Linked DNA regions of Homo sapiens: region 2 is linked to region 1. A link is a loop called in an ENCODE intact Hi-C map of the cell type or tissue named here. Cell type or tissue: breast epithelium. All regions are shown on one strand.

What was found. Peaks named below come from ENCODE experiments on the same cell type or tissue, not always from the same donor. Only the 100,000 strongest peaks of a DNase experiment are listed, where the experiment ranks them.
Region 2: a loop joins it to region 1, with 14 times the contacts of the local background. A loop is called at or near these places in 49 of 110 quality-filtered maps.

Annotation. Positions count from the first base shown.
Region 1 is chr16:86,583,991-86,586,490 of GRCh38, reverse strand. No RefSeq gene overlaps it. Among named protein-coding and RNA genes, the nearest start is that of FOXL1, 6.7 kb to the right of the region's middle. In breast epithelium, no CTCF peak of the experiment used is centred here; no DNase peak of the experiment used is centred here; H3K27me3 peaks cover 438 bases.
Region 2 is chr16:86,763,481-86,765,980 of GRCh38, reverse strand. It overlaps LOC105371392 (a long non-coding RNA gene), which reads left to right and starts at 1,956. Exons shown (of 3, transcript XR_933864.4): 1 at 1,956-2,489. In breast epithelium, no CTCF peak of the experiment used is centred here; no DNase peak of the experiment used is centred here; H3K27me3 peaks cover 1,288 bases.

The DNA.
Region 1 (2,500 bases):
CAGGACCGACTCAAAGTCCAAAAATGTGGGAAAGTTTATTTATTTCTCCAAAACATTCCTGATTTGTAATGTGCTTACTAAAAATGTTCTAGCTGACCAAGCCCTGCTATATTTAGCTACAGCATTGAAAAGAAATACTCTTTACACTTTATAAGGCGGGCTATGAAATGCATGAGTTTAGGGAAAACTGCTCCTCCAGGCTAGGCCCTTTCTCCCCAGGAGAGGGGTGGAGCCTCGGTTTTGGCTTATAGGAATGGTCTCAGTGCTGGGGGGCAGAAATAAAGAGTTGTATTCATTCCCAAGGCCCTTGAGTTCACAATGGCTAGACAGTCAGCCCTGGGAAGTCTCCTCTAGGCTCCTTGTACCACCTGGGCAAAGCAAAGAAGCACCAAAGGAATGTTGCTCTCCTCCAGCCTGTGAAAATCATCTCTCCTATGGTTTTCCTAAGATCCCCTGCCGTGTGTAGCAGCTTATTTTGCTTTTGGTTTCGTGTTCAAACGGTTGGATCATCTCAAGAGAGGAAACACGGCAACAAAAAGATGAAATGGATCCCAGCCTGCCCGGGCAGGAGGACTGCAGAAATCAGCCCCAGGAGCCTTCTGTTCTCGACAGAATTCTCTAACATGAGCAGCACTGTTTGTTCGTGTTTTTGTTGCTGCACAGAGAAGTCATGAGTGGAGACTAGAGGTTATGTCTGTATACAGCCATAAGACTTAGCATGTATTGAGTGTTTTCTGTATGCCAGACATTTTACAAACATCAACTCATTTAACTCTGATGAGGTCTCATGCAGGAGGAGAGATTATGCTTCCTGCTTTACAGATGAGAACCAGGGCAGGCTGTGGTCATGAATGTATAACCATCATTTAATTTATGCCCATTACAGCTCTATGAAGTAGTTACTAATGTTATTTGTACCCATGCCAGGAGTTAAGGGACAAAAGAGTTAGGTCACTGCCAATGTCAACAGCAAGTGAAGGCTCAGCTGCATTATTAGCCTCTGTCTCATGGGCTCCGAGGCCACACTCTTATCCAGGTTAAGGAACCCTCTTCCGGGGCCACCTCACCCTGACTAGATCAATTACTGAGGGGTAAGGAATCAATAAGATGCAATTACAGCAATTGTTCCCATTGTTGGGTGTGTTGGAGTGGACCTGGAAGAGGTGGATAGGAGATGGTGACCAGCTACCTGGGAGAGATGAGAAGCCGAGAGATGAGAAGCCAAGAGCTCTGGGTGGCGTGAGGTTCATAATACTTTCCGCTGCACATTGCAAAGGCATGAGCTGTTCCTTAAAGTTCATGCTGTCGAAGTCCATGTGACCTCGCAAACTCCAGGGTGTTGTTCCTCACCCTTCCAAGTGGGCTTAACACGGACACTGCCCTGGGGTGGAGACCCTTTTATCGTCCCAACTTCTTCTGGATTGGGCTTGAGGATGCCCTCACCAACATGTGGTCCACACATTCTAAAAGGGCAGGACAGCGTCAGCCACACAACCCAGTGAAGGCTGAGCCCTGTGGCTCACCCCTGTAATCCCAGTGCTTTGGGAGGCTGAGGTGGGAGAGTCACTTGAGGTCAAGAGTTCGAGACCAGCCTGGGCAACATGCCAGACCCCTCTCTGCAAACATAAAAATTTGTGAAATAAGCCAAGTGTAATAGTGTGCACGTATGGTCCCAGCTACTCAGGAGGCTGAGGCAGGAGGCTGGCTTGAGCCCAGGAGTTTGAGGCTAGTGAGCTATGACTACAACACTGCATGGCAATCCAGCCTGGGCAACAGAGTAAGACTCAGCCTCAAAAAAAAAAAAAAAAAAGAAAAAAGAAAAAAGAAAAGAAAAGAAAAAGAAAAACCATTACTACTGTGCACAGTCAAAGGCAGTCCAGCAACTTCTCAGACTCCAAGACATCCAGGCAGAGATGCATGGCCAGGGCAGGCCCTCTCTGGAACTCAGTTGAAGCCGAGGCCCTGCCCACCTAAGAGGGACCCAGATTAGTATCTACAGCCTGCTTCTCTTGGAAGCTTGCCAGATGGGAGATTCCAATCTTCTGGAATTCCAGATGCAGCCATAGGCATTGTCTGGGACATCCCAGCCTTGGCTTTTGTACATCAAGGTGTGGTCAGGGCAGCGGCAACTTCCTGGTCCCCGCAGAAGGACCCCCAGTGTGCTGGTCACAGTCAGCTTGCCCAGCCCTTCCCTGGTCCACTCGCAGCCCCTCTTCACCTCCTCTGCAGGTTGACCCCTATGGACAGCATTACCTGGGCTACCTTGCAGGCTGGGTTTCTTGCAGGTTTCAGCCCATCGGAAGCATCAGATGAGGCTGGAAGGCGGAAGAGGAGAGGTGGGATATTTCCCTTCCCTCCTGTCTGCTCCAGCACTGTGGCTCCTTTCCACTCCAGCTCTGAAGGTGGTACCTGCTGCAGGCTGAGGGGGCAGAGGCAGGATGGAGCTGTTCTCACCCTTGCTAATCACTGGCGGTTTCGTTCATCCAGCCCACTCCTCCAT
Region 2 (2,500 bases), 180 kb before region 1:
CACCCTAACCACATCCAGACCCAGCACCTGAAACCCACTGGCTGAGGGCTATCTAAAGCCCCTGGAGTGCCAGGGCATCCCTACCCTCAGGGTAGTTTTGAACCAATGTCAGGTGACAGCTGGTGTATAAATACCCCAGCTCCCTCTCCTTGGGTGGGATAATTCCAAGGTCTGTGCTGTATGGTTTCCTATTGCTTAACACTGACCTAATGACGTCCCCCTCACAGAGGGTCCTCCCCTTCCCTGGGTCATGTCCTTACTTGTCCACTCCCCTGTTGGTGTTTCCTGGGATCACCTCCTAAATTAATGATTTGTGCCAGAATCCTTGTATCAAGGTTGCTTCTGAGGGCCCCGAACAAGACAAGCACCAGCACTCCAAAGGACTGGCAGAGCTCAACTCCAAAGTCATAAGAGGACGGCAGCGATGGACTACCAGGTCTAGGAAAGGCCCCAGAGATTTGCTTGAAGAACACATTTCAGGTAGACAGAGTCCTTGGTTAATTCCTGGCCCTTTCAAAAACTCAATGACCCTGTACTTTTCGAAGCTGAGGTGGGAGGATTGTTCGAAGTCAGGAGTTCAGGACCAGCCTGGGCAACATACTGAGACCCCATCTCTACAAAAAATTTAAAAAATAGCTGGGCATGAAGGTATGCGGCTGTAGTCCTAGCTACTTAGGAAGCTGAGGTGGGAGGATTGCTTGAGCCCGGGAGTCTGGGGCTGCAGTGAGCTATAATTGCACCACTGTGCACTCCAGCCTGGGTGCTGGGTGACAGAGTGAGACCTTGTCTCTAAAAATAAAGAAAGATAGAGAAAGAGAAAAAAAATGAGAGAAAGAGATAAAAAGAAAGAAATGTTTTAAATGTCAAAAAAGAAGGAAAGAAAGAAAGAAGGAAAGAAAGAGAAAGAAAGAAAATTTTTAAATGTTAAAGACCTAATTTAATTAGATGCCTTCAGTTTCACAGATGGAGCAAATGGGCTCAGAAAGACTAGTGACATTTTCTCAAAAATAGGGACACCCATTTCTCTTCCTGGTTTTGCCAGCTTCCTTTCAAGCTCTTTCTATTTCCCAAAGAAGAAGCTGGAATCACCCAATATAGCCCTCTGACATTGCTGACTAATGGGTACTGTCTGAAGCATTATCGTAGCAGTAATGATAATAACATGTCCCTAAAGGGCACTTATACCCTGTGCCTGGCACTGTACAAAGCACTTTACATGCACTGACCCCATCTTCAATGTCACGTGATACAGTAGCTTTACCATCCCTGCTTTACATATGATGAAACAAAACACAGAGAGGTTAGCTGACTTCCCCAGGGACACACAGCAAGGAAGCGGGAAACAGAACTCATACCCACGCAGCCTGGCTCCAGATCTCACACTCTGGAGCCCATGCAAGCCATAACTGATCTAGAATAAAACACAAACCGAGGGAGTCCATTTTTAACTAGCCCTTCCTAGATGCACCCTCAGATACAGCTAGCCAAAGACCAGGTACCAACCTGCATCTTCACTGGATGGGTGGGTTAACCTCAGAAGTTATCCGAGGTTAGTCAGTGGTTCAAGATCTCTTGGTTCCAACCTCTTTGCTCTAGAAACACATCTGGAGAGATTTCTTGCACATTTTCCACTACTTCCTGGTTTATTCCAGATAGAAAAACTTATGAATATGGAAGGTAATAAGCTTTGCCCCTTATGTCTGCTAAAATTTACCTGCCCAGAAACGGGGGTGGGAATTAACATCACAAAGCCCACCTGGCATCTTTTAGAGATGCATTCAAGCTGCTTCTCATTTCATCCACATCTTTCCACCCACGGCCGGTGAAGAACATGAAGAACACGACGTGGTACATTTTTAAACCGTCCGATCCTGTAATCAGCCAATAATATGTGTTCACTTGAAGCCCGCCCAACACACTGGCCAGGCTTTCATCATCATTCCCAATCACCAAGCAGACTGCCCAGGCGGCCACTACCTCTCAGGAAGGCTTCTGGGACAATCTCAAGGCGATGTGTGAACTCGGGAATCTTGTAAGCATTTTGCTCACGCAACTTGGCTTTCTTTGGAACTTGAAGCTTGCTTCTGTTCAACTGAAATCAAAATTGCCTGTCATGGAGATGTGCTTGCAGGCTGTGACTGCGGCTCCACACTGGAACTTTTAGCTACAACCCCCACAAACACTGACTGAGAATACTGAATGGGGTGCTGGGGTGAACAGAGGAAAACTTTGGATGCTGAGAAAATGATGCAAGCTCAGTGACCTCCCATTCAACTGGAGGGGGTCTGTGGGGATCAGAAGAAGCAAGGCTTCACTGGTTTCCATTTTCCTGAGCTAACGGCCACAAGCTTATTCCAATGGACCCTTGTGATTTGAGATAGTTTGTGCTGGCTGCATTTGGAGCTCCAGCTTCCGTGGGAGTTGGAGCGGAAAGAACACTGAAATGTCCTCTTCTTGCTGGGAGCCGTGGACACCTCTTCTGGAGAAGGGTGTGTAGGGA